2 separate regions of the Mus musculus genome follow, and region 1 is linked to region 2. Evidence: chromatin loops called from intact Hi-C (ENCODE). Cell type or tissue: heart. All regions are shown on one strand.

Region 1 (8,000 bases), 160 kb after region 2:
GCGTTGCCAGCGTCCTCAACGCTGATACCTGGAATTCAGACACTCCATGCATGAACATCAGCCTGTCTTGCCATGAACCTGCTTCCTTGACCCCTTGCGGGCTGTGCGGCCGCTTTAGTTTTCCGCTCGCCCCATCTCCCAGGCGACACCGCACCCTGTCAAGGACAGGGGGCTGCATTGTCTTGCGTGTATGCTTTGGCCTGGCTCGGGGTCACTGGTTGTCTTGGTGTCTGCTAACCTTCCTGACCTGCACTCTCGGCAGCTAGAAGAGTGAATGGACACAGCTTTTCACAGCTGTGCTGACTATAGATGGAATCTGGGGAAGGACGTTAAAGCTCGCTCGGAGACAAGGTCATAGAGCCATGAGACATCCAGGGGATTTCTCTGTGTTCTCTGGTGAATCTGTCTCTTCCCCGTGGCCTTGCAAGTCTGTTTTAATTAAGAGCAGTCGGATGGCATCTTTTAGGGAGGAAGAAAGGGCTTGCTTCAAATGTGTGCCCCACCTAGATTTAGAAGCTACATAGTTCGTGTGTTTTAAAACATTATTTTGGAAGGAAATTGTCTGTCTATTCAGGGCATCCCAGTCCCTTGCATGGTTTCAATGCCACATTTTGTAGAAATAGACAATAAAAAAAAAAAAAAAACAAAAACTCGAAATTCATGTGGAATCTAGAAACAAAAAACAAAAAACAAAAAACCATACATGGAAGATGTGGACCTGTGGATCCTGCCAAAAGGCTCTGGGGCAGAAAGATCTTCAGACCTATGCTTGGAGGCCTGCCCACTCTCAGGAGTTCCTTCTTACTTTCCTTCCTTAATGAATCTATGTTCTGCTCCGGCCCTGCCCTGATTGCCTTGATGCTCTTGGGCACAAGACAATGGACTTGGGCGCTGCCACTGGCTGCAGATGGCTTTGGAGACCACTGGTGGTTCTGCACTCCAGTCACACTCCTCCCCTCTCCTCCCCAGTTAGCCTCATCCAGAGCCCAGAAAGACTGTGGGAAAAGACCCCCATCCTTTCTCAAAGAACCCAGATCAGTGTGAGAGCGACATCTCATGCAGGGGCTAATGGAGCAGGGGCTGAGCACAGCAGTGGGAGCCAGTGGCTCTCCACAGGACAGGAGATGCTTTTCGGCATTATTTTACTTGAGCTTCTTATGAATATATATATGTATATAGTCATAAGAATATATATGTGTATATATATATATACCCTTAAGCATGTGTGTTTGTGGTGGGGTATATGTGTATGAGTATGTGTGTTTGTGTGCCTGTGTGTGGGAATATGTGTATGTGTGTGGGTGTATGTATATGTGTATGCGTGTTGGCATATGTGCGCTCACATGTATATGAGTACAGATGCCTTTGAGGGCCAGAGGTATCAAATTCCCCTGAAGCTACCAGCTGTTGCGAGCCTCTCAGTGTGGGCACTGGGAATTGAACTCAGGTCTTCTGCAAGCTCAATACATGCTCTTAACCACTGAGCCTTTTCTTCAGCCCCAAGCTGAGGGCTTCTTATCCTCCTGCCTCCACTTCCGATATAACTAGAGTTACAGATGTGCCCACCACCACATTTGTTTTCTGTGGAGTGAGGGATCAAACCTTGGACTTCACACCTTGGCTAGAGATGTGCTCTACCAGCCGAGGTTAGTCCTCAGCCCTCATTCCTTCTGTGAGCCCGTGTCTCTCTTTCTTCCTTTAGCCCTTTCCTTTTCCCTCACCTTCTCCGTTGTTGTTGTTGTTGAAACACTTTATTCAGAGGCTCGGGGAAGGTCAGAGAAGAAAACACCACCCACAGAGGGGAAATGCTGAGTCAGCTAGAGCCGAGCTTCAGGTTGGCATCAAAATGCTTCACCCAGGTTTAACACTCAGAGCCAGCCTTGGAGCATCAGGAAATCAGGGCAGAGTCCTCACCACAGGATCCTTTGTTCTTGCAGACCTTCTGGTTTGTCTGAGGCCTTGCCCTTTGGTGACCCGCACGGGAGCAGAGCATCCCTCACTGACTGACAGCACTTGCTGTGATGGATGCATGTTCTTTGGGAGATCTGAGAGCTGGGTCATTAGTGTCGGCGCTGCACAGTCTTATGTCAGCTTGACACAAGCTAAAGTCATCTGAGAGGAGAAAACCGTGGAGAACTGGCCTCCATAAGACCAGGATGTATGAAGGCCTGGAAGGCAGTTTCTTAATTAGTGATTGGTGGGGGAGGGCTCAGCCTGTTGTGGGTGGCTTCATCCCTGGGATGGTGGTCTCGGGTTCTCTAAGAGAGCAGACTGAACAAGCCATGGGAGCAAGCCAAGTAAACAGCATCCCTCCACAGCCTGTGCCTCAGCTCCTGCTTCCAGGTTCTTGCCCTGTTCTAATTCCTGTCCTGAGTTCCTTTTTCGATGGGTTACAATGTAGAAGGGTGTTCAATAAACCCTTTCCTCTTAAGCTTGCTTTCTGGCCATGGTGTTTCATTGTAGCAGTAGAAACCTTAACTGAGTCAGAGTCTAAGCTCACACACTCAAGCCCCTGAGGTGTGAACTGTTCAATGGGAAAGGAGAAAGGAAAAAAATCGAGGGAGGGAAGAAGAAAGGGGAAGGGTCGGGGAGTGAGTGAGGGGCTAGTCCCTTGAGCTGCCTGAGCACAGGGAATGTGACCCCCTTGCCCTGCCTCTTCCCAGCATTGCTGAATGACAGGTCTAGATGGAATCTGCATGTCTGTGTTCTTAGCTGACGTTGGACCTCCCTGCCTGGGACCACACACTTGGAGAGCCTGGCTAATTGCAGCCTGCCAGCCAAATCTAGCCTACCCTGTTTGTAAATAAAGTTCCCACAAAACGTGGCCACACTACAGTAGCAAAATGAATGGTTGGGACCGAGACCGTATGGGATTCAAAGCCCACGACATTCACCATGCAGCCATGACCAAAAAGTGTGTGCCAACTTCTCTGCATCACTTCATTCTCTGGAGCACCGTGGTGCTAATTCCAGGCACAGGCCCCTGACCCTCTCTTTTACCACCAAGGACTCCATGAGTTCTTCCTGCCAACGTGCAGTTTGGGCAGAGCATTTGGTTATGTTTCATGGACGGAATAAACATGAGACCGCTAACCTCTGCAGAGTTCCATGGAACTTGGTATACTGGTAACGTTATTCTCTGTGGTCTCACCACTCACCAAAGATTGGGTACAGACAAAAGGCCATATGCGGATCTGCTTTAGTGAGGCAGTGAGTCTATCGGGGTTCCTTACAGGAGCTCGGAGAATTCAAAAGCAGCTGTGTCCATGGTGACGGGTCACAGATGCTGCCTAAAGTCAGTCTTTAGACATATTTTAACACCCACCTTGTATGCAGAGTCCTGTCGCACTGCCTGCTGGGAATAACAGAGTCCCATGGTCCAGCCTCCATATAGATCTTTGTTTGATCATGAAATGTCAGAATAACTAAGTCCCAAGTTCTTAGCACCACTGTGGCTAGGGGACAGACGTCCTCATGACACCCCCTCAGAGTAGGAACAAGAGCCATATGGTTTGAAGTCTGCCTTCATCAGGCAAATTTGATTCTCCCCATCTCGGAGCCAGACCCCTAAATCCTACACCTCTATTTCCTCACTTCCAAGACCGGAAACAGAGAGCCCATGTGCCTTGTTAGAGATGCCACCAAGGCCCCAGGCCCCTGGGTGCATTCACTAGTGGCTCTGCTGTAGCTCTTGAAGCACACCTCAGTAAAATCTCTGCGAGAACATCACACAGAGTCCAAGGACATGGGGATTAAGTCTTTGCATCAGTCCATCCTTTTCTCAGGCAATATGTGGCAACCGATGCTAACAGTGGAAGTCAAGTCCTTCCACCACCTCTGTTTCACACTGGGCAGACAGCCCACCCTGGTCTGCCCTGGTTCCGCTGGCCTGGTCATCCATCAGCAGTATGCGGGTGCCCCCTAGTGGATAAATGGAGGTGGTGGCCGAGCATGCTGACAGACTCTGAGAGACAGAAGAGATAAAGGGCTGGCTGGAAGAGAGTCCCTGAGTCTGAAGGGGACAACTGAGCAGATGTGGGGAGGCAGCAGGTTGGAGTCAATGTGGATCCCAGGAGGAAATGCACTTTTCTTTCTCTTACGGTCTCCAGCATCATGTGGTAATAACCTGCTTTGTTTGAAAAGACAAAACCCCAAGTGTGCACGTGCATATGTGCGTGCCTGCGTACGTATTTTCTGAAGCAGAGAGTGTGGGGTGTGAAGTGGGAGCTGGCAGACATTTTCTGTGAATGTGACTATTTTAGGCTTCATGCCTGAGGCTGTCTTTTAAGCATGACATCACAGGTAAGGGGCAAGGCAAAGAGCAGGGCTGTGTCTGTCTGCTGCATGAAACAGGTCGTGTGAGCTGGGGTTGTGGCTCCATTAGTAAAGTACCTGTCTCACAAACATGGGGACCTGAGTTCCATCCCCAGTGTTCACACAAAAAGAAACAGGCATGTGCAGGAGGCAGAGACAGGAGGTCAGAAGTGACAAACCCGGGGTCCCCGTGAGAGACCCTGAATGGCTCCTGAGGAACAACACCTAGAATTGACTTCTGGTCTTCACACATCCCACCACCACCATTAATATCATCATCATCATCATCTGATTCAGGCCATGAGCTGTATCTAGTCACAGTCATCGTTGGTCAGACCTGAATAGTGTGTCTAACACATGACAGGTTTAATGACGCTGTGCCTCTCTCCTATCTGTGACCTAAGTGCCCAGCATCACACACAATTGAGAGTAGGTGCTCAGGGAGCACGTTGCTAACCCAGATGGCTCTGATTGACCTCTGTAACATAACAGCTTCACCGCAGAATTTCCCAGAATGCACTGAGTGACAAAAGGCGTGCTCTCCAAATTGGCCATTTAAAGCATCACAGCAGATCGGAGCTAGCTGCCGTCCCTGCTTTCTTTTCTAATCTATCTCTGTCTAAAATAACCCAGGCTGTGATGTGAAAGGCCAGGAGGCCAAACTACTTTGTTTAGCACAAAGAAAGCTACCACAGAAGGGGGGAGGCTGGCCTGGGTGACACTACACCACAGCCAAAGCCCCACGTTTTCCAGGGGCTGCCTCTTGGGATATGATGCACAGGCTGACTGCTGCACAGCTTAGAGATGTGGTGAAAGGATTTGTACGGGGGGGGGGGGTGGGGTGGCGGAGGGGGAGAGCGGGTCGTGGCTGGAAAGATGGCTCAAGGGTTAAGAGCACTGACTGCTCTTCCAGAGGTCCTGAGTTCATTTCCCAGCAACCACATGGTGGCTCACAACCATCTGTAATGGGATCTGGTGCTCTCTTCTGGTGTGCTACAGTGTAATCATAAAAATAAATAAATCTTTTTTAAAATGTTTTTATTATGTATATTGGGGATATGTCTACATGGGTGGGCATGTGTGTATAATATGTACAGGTTGTGTGGGGCATTGTGACTAATGACTTCCTCTGTATCTCACTCTCTCTCTTTCCGCCCCCCTCTCTGCACCACCTCTGCTACTCTGCAGGTCTTGGGACTGCTGGTGTGGACTCTCATCGCTGGCACTGAGTATTTTAGAGTCCCTGCTTTTGGCTGGGTAATGTTTGTGGCTGTCTTCTACTGGGTCCTCACCGTCTTCTTCCTCATTGTCTACATCACCCTGACTTACACCAGGATTCCCCAGGTGCCCTGGACCACAGTGGTAAGGACACCTCGGGGTGGCACCTGCCCGGGGCTGTGAGGTGGGACAGCAGGTGTCTCAGGGGCGGCACCTGCCTGGGGCCGTGAGGTGGGACAGCAGGTGTCTCTTCTTGTGGATTTGGGGTCACCTCTGCTCACGTGGGGCAGGCCAGTGCTGGAGAAGCCAGCAGCAGTAGGTGGTCCCTGCTTACCCGATGGCCTGAGAGTGAAGCCAGCACACCTAGGAATGAACAAGGTTCCCAGACAAACTGAGTCAAGGAAAGCTGGATTCTGTCACGATACTCAGTGTCACCTGCAAACAGGTGGGTCAGGGCAACAGTGTCTCCTGATTTCCTTCCTTCTTTCTATGTGCACGACTAAAGAAAAAGGATCCAGGCTGTTAAAACAAACACGTGGCAGGCGTCTGGGTGAAACCGGAGTGTGGGAAGCTTTGGTCTCTATGTCCTGTTGCAAAGAAAACACACAGTGTGGTAGATGGGTCCGGAGTAGAGCAGGGCAAGGCACCTGCCTGCCATGTTCCTGGTCTTGTATTTAAACCCCAGCACCACAGAAACACAGATGAGTAAAGTGAGTGTCTTCCCACTTGGAAACAAGAATAGTTAAGGGGTTTGGATTCTTGTCCTGGCTCCAGAGAGCACGCCATCCACAGGTTAGACAACAGTGATCACACAGTCTTCTGGCAAGAGTGTGCAGTCTTGCTAGGGAGTTGGAAGTGCCCTATCGGTTGAGAGAGCACTTACCTGGCATACACAAAGCACCGCATACATAGGCATGGTGGCTCACATCTATAATGTCAGCACTGGGAAGTAGAAGCAGGAGAATCAGAAAGTCAAAATCGTTTTCAGCTGCATATAGAGTTGGAGATCAGTCTACAATATACTAGGCCTTGTTTCAGACAGACAGACAGACACATAGACAAACAGACACATAGATATGGTGGCACATGCCTATAATTCTAGCAATTTCTCGGAACATGGGAAATGGAAGCAAGAAGACCTCAAGTTTGAAGCCAAGCTGGCCGAACAGTGGGTTCAAGGTCATCAAGGTCATCACTTAAAATGATAATAAAATTTTTTAAAAGTGGTACTACATGGATAAAACAGAACTCAAAAGGCATACCGATTTACTATGTTTGTTTCCAACACACACACACACACACACACACACACACACACACACATCTGGCTCCGCACTTTGAAGGCCATCCTCTTTGAGAGCTGTGGTCCGAGGGCTTTCATACACTGCCTTCATTGTTCAAAGTGTCCCTGCCCCTCTTCCTTCTGAGCTGCCTCTAGAGTTCAAGTAAACCCAACCAGAGGCAAGTCTCCTTTCACTTTCAAAACAGATTAACTTGTGGTTGTTTCCCCACACCCCAAAGCGAAGAATCTCCATTGGCATTTTCAGACATCTGGATCTGGGTCTGAAAGTGATCCCAAGCAAGTGCTTGTGACCAGGAGCACACAGAGGGCCCCGGGAGTCAGTGTCCTGATTCCCCTAGGACACTAGGAAGGGCAGACTCATTTGGATGTTGGATTCAAAAATAGCTGATTCTTTCATAAAATAGCAGCTGTGACAACCTAGTGAAAGAGGACAAAGAAGTGATGGAGGTGGGTCTGGGCATGTAGCTCAGTGGGTGGGGTCTTTGCCTAGTGTGCATGAAGCCCTGGGTCCGATCCCCCATAAAAACCGTGTGTGCACACCTGCAATCCCAGCCTTCAGGAGGTAAAGGCTAAAGGGTTCTCAGATAAATAATGAGTTGGAAGCCAACCTGGGCTACGTGAGATTTAATGTCAAAATGAAAATTGATGAATATACATAAAGGAAAGGAAAGCCATTGTCCCTTCCAGTAGCTGAATGTCCGTTAGTCCTTGCTGGCCAGAGCTGGTGACTTTGGAGAAGTGAATGTCTGCAGGTCAGCCAGCTCTGTCTGCCACATCCTTCCCCCCACCCTCTCAGCAGCCACCAGGGCTGGGGCCCCGCTCCCTCTCCCTCAGTGACATGCCTTTCCTAGCCTCCTGCCCCTAGGTCAGCCTTATACCCGAAGGTTGCTCCTGCTATAGAAGACATGGCATGCCCAGTCCCTGGCTCGTGCCTTTGACACTGGGAGAATTCTTTTTTTTTTTTTTTTTTTTTTTTTTTTTTTTTTTGGTTTTTTTCAAGACAGGGTTTCTCTGTGTAGCCCTGGCTGTCCTAGAACTCACTCTGTAGGCCAGGCTAGACTCGAACTCAGAAATCCGCCTGCCTCTGCCTCCCGAGTGCTGGAGTTAAAGGCGTGGGCCACCACGTCCGGTGGGAGAATTCTTGATCCCTTAGCTGAGGTGCACC
Region 2 (8,000 bases):
GTTATCATTCATAGTGCTTCACAAACAGCAGACCCAGCACCAGTGTCTTTAAGAAACCACCACCTCTGAAGCCAGGCAGGAGAAAATGTTTACAGTTAATTATGTAATCGTCTTCATCCCCCGTTGTTTCATTTAAAACACTTCCTTGTTGAAGTCTAGAAATGAGAAGCAGGACTGTGGTATCAGACTTCACTGAAACAAGAAGGGAAAAAAAAACCTCAATGTCAGGGCTGGGGAGGTTAGCCGAAGCAACACGGCAAGTTTGAGACCAACCTGGGCTACAAGAACCCTGGGAGCGAGGTGGGGTGTGTGTGAGGGGGTATACAAGGCGTGGTAAGCAGCAAGCACACTTGAGGCTGAGATGGGAATAGTGCAAGAAATCCAAGGCCAGCCTAGGCAACCATGTGAGATCTTGTCTCAAACTAACAACATGACAGAAGAGAAGGAGGAGGAGGAAGAAGAGGAGGAGGAAGAGGAAGAAGAAGAGAAGGAGACATCAGCCACACAAGCAATGGCTTGTCTGGGCCTTAGCAGGTCTGCACAGACTCTGAAGGTCAGGTGGGGACTTTGCCTTTAAGGCTGAGCAGCTGCTGGCCTGCTTTTGCTGGGTGACAGGCAGTAGGCCAGCCTGCCCGCCCATCAAAGGGCCAGAACATACTGCCTTTGCCACCTGACTTCCTGGCCTAGACTAAGAGGACCAAGCATGAGCCGGGGAGACCAGGAGGGGAAAGAAAGGAGCCATTCCCAAAGACACAGACCTAGGACAAAACCACAGAACTTCCCTGTTGATTGTGAGCCTTAAAAGGTCTACAGTGAGAAAACTGGAAAATCTTGTTTCCGGGTGCTGTGGTCTTGGTGGAGGAAGACACTTTTGTAAGTTTTTAAGAAATGTAGACATTGATCTCTTAAACTCTCTACACAGGGCTAGGGAGTGGCTCAGCAGTTAAGATCTTACTGGCTAATACTCTGTCTGTATCTCTGTCTGTCGGCTTGTTTACTTTTTGAAACAGGTTTCTCTATGTAGCCCTGACTGTCCTGGAACTCCCTATGTAGACCAGGTGGCCTGGAACTCAGAGATCTGCCTGCCTCTGCCTCCCAAGTACTGGGATTAAAGGTGTGCACCACCAAGTTGGCTGTCTTACTGTCCTTACAGAGAGCCTGAGTTCCATTCCCAGCACCCATCAGGTGGCTCACAACCACATGTACCCCCAGCTCCAGAGGGATCCGAAACCATATTCTGGTCTCCCAGGGCACCTGGACTCATGTGTGCAGACACACAAACATACACATATATTTAAAAACGTAGCTTTTAAAAACCTGATAGAACACGTATACTTTGTATCAGGTACCAGATGACCAAGAGCCAAAAGCTCAGTAGCTGTTCTTGGGCCCTGAAGACACTCAGCAGTTAATGAGATCATGCTGAGCCCAACACAGGCTATGTTGTAGACCAGAAAAAAAAATGCATTAGGATTTCTGCAGCTGTGGGAAAACTGAGTTAATTACATTCCCCAGTTCATGGCATGAGCTGTCATCTGTCTGCTTCATCCTGTCCCATTTAATGGCAACTCCTTCTCCCCTCTCCCTCTAGGATACTTTGGTATCCTTGTAAAAACCTACAGAAGTGAGCTGGGCACTGTGATGTGTGTTTGTGACCCCAGCACTTGGAAAGCAGAGGCAAAAGAATCATGGTGAGTTCAAGGCCGACCTGGGCTACGTGAGGCTGTCCCAGAACCCTCGGGGCTGGGGAGGGGGTGGTGTAGTTCAGTAATTAGGTGCTTGCCTAGTATACATAAGGCCTCTGGGTCTAATCCCTGGCACAGTATAAACTGGGTGTGGTTGTTCCTGCCTGTAATCCTAGCCTTGGAAAGTGCAGGCCGAAGAGTCAGAAATCCAAGGTCATTTGCCCAGATCATTGGTCTATACCCATATCAGTGAGGGATGGCCTTGATTGCTGTAGGAAGGCCCAGTCCACTGTGGGCAGCATCATCCCTAGGCAGGTGGGCATGGACTACATAAGAAAGCTATCAGAGCACGGGCCAGCGAGCAAGCTAAAGAGCAAACCAACAAACTTGCATTCCTCCATGGGTTCTGCTTGAAGTTTCTGCTTAAGCTCCTGTCTGGACTTTCTTTCAGTGATGAACTGTGACCTGGAAGTGTAAGCCAGATAAACCTCTTTCTCTAAGTAGGTTTTGGAATCACAGCAAGAGAAGGAAACTAGACACGCACCCACACACCAAAAGAAAGAAAAAAGGAAAGAAACAGGGAAGGGAGGGAGGGAGGAAGGAAGGAAGGAAGGAAGGAAGGAAGGAAGGAAGGAAGGAAGGAAGGATGCAAGAGTCAAATAAAGAAAACCCTCTGTACTGCTGTACTTCCCTGTGCTTCATAACCTCCGGGCTTGTGAATGACACCACGATCTCTGTTCAGTTTTGTGCTGTTCCCCAGACAAGAGCAATGAAGCCTATTGAGCCACGCAAAGAGATCTTTCATCCAGCAAGATCAATAAACTCCTAGATTCTAATAGTTTGTTTATTGATTCTATTGGTTTTTCCATACAGTTTATATCACTGAAAAATAATGACAATTTTATCTCTGCCTTAGTCTCTTATATATCTCATTTTTCTTTTTTATGTCTTTCTGCACTAGTTAGACACATCAATATGATCGGTGTCCTGTCCCATATAATTGTTATTATCCCGCAATATTATGGGCTCTTGTCCCCATTTGTACCTCTCCCTTCTCGGTTTCTTCCTTCCACTTTATCTTTAAGATCTGTTTATTCAGTGTGTGTGTGTGAGTGTGTATGTGTGTGTCCTTGTGTTTGTGAATGAATGTGTGTGTGCCTATGTGAGTGTGTGTGTCTGTGCATGTGAGTGTATGTGCCTCTGTGTATGTCCCTGTGTGTGTGTGTGTGAGAGAGAGAGAGAATGTGTGTGTGTATGTGTGGTGTGTGCCTGTGTGTATATCCCTGTGTGTGTGAGTGAGTAAATTGTGTGTGTGTGGTGTGTGCCTGTGTGAGTGTCTGTGCCCGTGTGAGTTTGTATGCACCATATCCTCTTGAGATCACAACAGTGTTTCAAATCTCCTGAAACTGGAATTATAAGTAGCTGTGAACTACTTTGTGGGTGCTGAGAACCAAACCCAGGTCCTCTGCAAGAGCAGTAAGCACCCTTAACCATTGGATCATCCCCCCAGTTCCTCCTTATAGATACGGAAATCAGAAAACGTTCTCTGGATGGTGGTGGTGGGGTACTTACAATGGTCCAGAATTTGAACTAGTATATGCTTTCCTACAATACAGCCTGGGCTGTCTCCAACCTAATTAGGACCTAATGCCCTCTTCTGGTGTGTCTGAAGACAAATACATAAAATAAATAAATCTTTATATTGAAAAAAAAAAAGTTACAGGAGTCTGGGGTCTCACCATCCAGGCTGGTCTCAAAGTCCTGAGCACTTTCAAGCAACTGGAGCTATGGGAACATGCTAGATGTCTGTCCTCAAGCCCTTCCCACATGTGAGGCATTTTCATCCTGAAACCAGACATCAGGGAATAAATTTGGAATCTGTCCCACTGTGGTCTCACAGAAAGGATGAAAAGAGAGACAGAGACAGACATGGAAGTGGGCCATTTCTGAATGGGTAAGCGCCACTCAGGGAAGGTCTGAGTCACTATGGAGGCTGTTGCAGTTACTGCCACATTCAAACTTTAAACATCACTGTCAAATTCCCGACTAGAAGAGGTGGCACACTCCTTTAGTCCCAGCAGTCGGGAGGCAGAGGCAGGCGGATTTCTGAGTTGGAGGCCAGCCTGGTCTACAAAGTGAGTTCCAGGACAGCCAGGGCTATACAGAGAAACCCTGTCTCGAAAAATAAAAAACAAACAAATCAACAACAAAACAAAACAAAACAAAACAAAAAATCCCCACTAGAGTTCTACAAACTGACCTCCTGGCTAACCCACAGTTCAGTAGCTGGGACAGAGGCAAAGCCTGGGGTTGTTTTCCTATTCCACCACTAGGGGGTGATATATCCCATTCGATTCAATACTATGGCCACTTGGCCATCTCTAAGCTGTATCCTTAGCCCAGGACGTAATTCCAGGGATTACCAATGGTGGCACATCCTGGAGACCACTCCAAAAACAGGAGGCCTCTCATAGGTGCAGTCATAATCTATAATCTATTTGTTCAGAGAATGACGCTTCCGGGAGAAATGAGCCATGGAAAGCACTTGCACACAAGTCTCTATGACTGTGTAGACGGAAGTCATAACACACGGAGACCCGCCCTAGAAGGCTGTAGTGAGAGGAACTTGTGAGGGGAAAGATCACTGTCAAAGGTGGAGCGAGCCTCTCAGAGCTGTGTTCATACTTTCAACACCTGAGGGTCGATTGTCCCCAGGTGTAAATGACTAAATGCTGGAAGTTCATTTCCTAAAAAGATTTGGCCCAGTTCTTTAACAATCCTACCACCACAGCCAGCATTTTTATTTGGATTCTTGGGGACATATGCCTATAATTCCAACACTGAGAGACTTGGACACAGGGTCTTTCCCAGGCTAGGCTACACATTGATGTCCTGTGTCCCCTCAATAATGTGAATACATGAAAGAAATGATTAGTATCTGTCTCTTCTCAAGGACCATGGTGATTTCATACTATTCCCTGTGTTGTCTCCCCTTGATCCTGTCATCAGTAACATGAGCTGGACAGCCTTGCTCCTCCTCAGCCTGCTTTCCCGGCTTACATCCATTTCTACTAACCAGGGACACACGTGAGGCTCGGTGGTGAGACACAGTGGTGAATCTCAGTGGTGAGTCTCAGTGGTGAGACACAGTGGTGAGACACAGTGGTGAATCTCAGTGGTGAGTCTCAGTGGTGAGACACAGTGGTGAGTCTCAGTGGTGAGACACAGTGGTTTGGCTCAGTGGTGAGGCTCAGTGGTGAGTCACAGTGGTAGACACAGTGGTGAGACACAGTGGTGAGTCTCAATGGTGAGGCTCAGTGGTGAGTCTCAGTGGTGAGACACAGTGGTGAGTCTCAGTGGTGAGACACAGTGGTGAGTCTCAGTGGTGAGGCACAGTGGTGAGTCTCAGTGGTGAGACACAGTGGTGAGACACAGTGGTGAAGTTCAGTGGTGAGGCTCAGTGGTGAGTCACAGTGGTGAGACACAGTGGTGAGTCTCAGTGGTGAAGCTCAGTGGTGAGTCACAGTGGTAGACACAGTGGTGAGTCTCAGTGGTGAGACACAGTGGTGAGTCTCAGTGGTGAGTCTCAGTGGTGAGACACAGTGGTGAGACACAGTGGTGAGACACAGTGGTGAGTCTCAGTGATGAGTCTCAGTGGTGAGACACAGTGGTGAGTCTCAGTGGTGAGACACAGTGGTGAGACACAGTGGTGAGACACAGTGGTGAGTCTCAGTGGTGAGGCACAGTGGTGAGACACAGTGGTGAGTCTCAGTGGTGAGACAGTGGGTGAGTCTCAGTGGTGAGGCACAGTTGTGAGCCTTACACTGTGGCGGCCCCAGGGCCTTGAGCCAGCGGGTTCGCAGGTGAACCCGGAGATGGTGGAGGCACTGCTCTCCTGAAGCTCAGCCATTGACCACATCATCTACAAGGCAGTAATCTGGGGCGCAGGGGCTGACAGAGCTTGTCCACAAGTCTGAGGACCAAAGTCCATTCCTGACACCCTGTTCTCCGGCCTCCGCATGGGTGTGACCCTGCCAAAGCATGAAAATAGATGAATGTATTTAAAGAATACGTGAAAAGGCGGGGGTCTGGATACCCATGCACTTAGGCAAGGTTTAGCTGTTGTTTTAAGCTTTCTGTCTGTTTGATGCTTGGTTTTCGGAGACCCCGTCTATGCTGCCTGGACTTCCCCGGACCTCAGATCCTCCTGGGAGCTGGGATAACAAGGTGTCACTGTTCATGGCTCAGAGTTGGTTTTGATCAAGAATCTCCAGTTTGTCACAGCATGAGAGATTTATTTATCTTTTATCTTTAAGGCCTCAGCGGGATATAATTTAACATCAAATTCACCCACTGTGAGGCACAATCCATGCCTTTTAGCACACCTAAAGAATCCAGCAACTGTTGCCAGATTTTAAATTTTTCTATTGATTTATGGGGAGCACTCATGCCCCCGTGCATGCATATGGAGGTCAAAGGTCAACTTCCAGGAATCTATTCTTTCCACCCCATGGGCCTCAGGAACAAGTCAAGTCCTCAGGCTTGGTAGCAGGTGCCGTTACCAGCTGAGCCCTCTCACCAGTCTCTTGGCGTTTGTGTCTACTTTTTTATTTTATTACCAGTAGTCTTACTTGGTCCCCAGTTCGTTGGTTGGTTTTGGCTTTTCTGTTTTGTGTTGGGTGGGGTTTGGCCTTTTGATTTTCTTTTCAGAGAGTCCATAGTATATAGCCTAGGCCATCCCCCTGCCTCTGCCCCTTGAGTAGGACCACAAGTGCATTTCCCATGAATTTCATATGACTCTGGCCTCTGAGGTTAGAGCTGGGAGCTGCGCACACCCAAAGTAAGCTTTGAGTTCATGAATCTACATTACACCCTGTAAAGGTCCTGGGTGTGCCCACTGCAGAGTCTGCTCCGTCTGATGGAGCAAGTACTGATAAGAAGAAATTCATACAGAGTGCAGATACATCATCCTGCTCCCATAGGGCCCATCCCCCACACTCACTCCATAGGGCCCATCCCTCACACTCACTCCATAGGGTTCATCCCCCAAAGCAAATATCTTAAACAAAGCCAGAAAAACCTTTTGGAAGCACATTTTTATTTGCTAGCTAATAGGGCAGGGGGCACACTTTGGATTTTTTATGTCTCTGTAGCTGTGGGGAGACCCATGGCAATCAACATATGATTTTTAATAATAATAACAGTCGTGTTCTGTCTGAGGGCAGTAAATACTGAGAGTGCCCATTAACAGCAGCCTGCCACCCTTTCTTGAAATTGCCTTCTGGCCAGTTTCAAACACGGCTCTATTAAACCCTTAAATAAGGACAGAAGAACCGGTGTCATAAAACGGGAGTGGGGATTATGTTGAAGAGGAAGGTTGGAGGCTAAATTATAGTATCTAAATTTTCTTAAAGCAATGATAAAATTTTATGAGCAATCCATAAGTTATATGGAAAACACTTAGGCTGGATCACACCAGCGAACGGGAATGATAATCTAACATCAAATGATTCCCCTTGCTCTTTTATTTATTTATTGGCTTTTGGGGGTATTGGTTTTTAGGATTTTTGTTTGTGGGTTTGAGACAGGGTCTCACTACCTCTTGGCTGACATGGACTCACTAGGTAGACCAGGCTGGCCTGAAACTCACAGAGATCCACCTACCTCTGCCTCTTAAGTGTCAGGATTAAAGGCGTGCACCACCCAGCTTTCTTGTTTTTTTTTACAAGGCTATATCGTCTATAAACCAGACTGGCATTGAGGCCTCTATGTATGTAGTCGAGGCTAGACTTGAACTCACATTTTCCTCAAACTCTCAGTAGTCCTCCTTCCTCAACTCTGCAAATGCTGAGATTACGGGCATGCCTAGCTAATCTGATAGATTTTAACAAGGGAATGAAAGACTGACAAAAAGTAGCAAGGCACAAAAAAAAGGGAGGGCGGAGCTCGGTGAGAATTGACGCCTGGTATCTGGAAGCTGCTGACAGCAGGGGACGAGGGCTGAGGAGGGAAACAGACAGCAGGTGGGTCATTGACCCAAAGCATAATTCCAGAAAGCCCAAGAGTACAAAACAGAAACTATAAATTATTTTGCGAAAAATTATAAGTTAAATTATGTGAAGAGAAAAAAACTGAAAATAAACGAGAGGACTGAGACATAGCTGTTGGCAGAGTACTTGTCTGCCATGGATGAAGGTAAGGCTCTAAACTGGGCGTGGTGGTACACGCCTGTAATCTCAGGCAGGAGTTCCAGGCCAGCCTGAGTTACTTAAGACCCTTTTAAAAAAAAAATCACATCACACAAACAAAAACAAA

Evidence for each region. A loop is a pair of places that touch in the nucleus more often than their neighbours do. Peaks named below come from ENCODE experiments on the same cell type or tissue, not always from the same donor. Only the 100,000 strongest peaks of a DNase experiment are listed, where the experiment ranks them.
Region 1: it touches region 2 in a loop (7-fold over the local background); 16 of 42 quality-filtered maps call a loop at or near these places.

Annotation. Positions count from the first base shown.
Region 1 is chr9:114,793,717-114,801,716 of GRCm38, reverse strand. It overlaps Cmtm8 (CKLF-like MARVEL transmembrane domain containing 8), which reads left to right. Exons shown (of 4, transcript NM_027294.2): 2 at 5,503-5,676. Among named protein-coding and RNA genes, the nearest start is that of Cmtm7, 16 kb to the right of the region's middle. In heart, no CTCF peak of the experiment used is centred here; a DNase peak (open chromatin) is centred at 3,926; H3K27ac peaks cover 1,073 bases.
Region 2 is chr9:114,953,204-114,961,203 of GRCm38, reverse strand. No RefSeq gene overlaps it. Among named protein-coding and RNA genes, the nearest start is that of Osbpl10, 21 kb to the left of the region's middle. In heart, a CTCF peak has its summit at 4,012 (motif pointing right); a DNase peak (open chromatin) is centred at 643.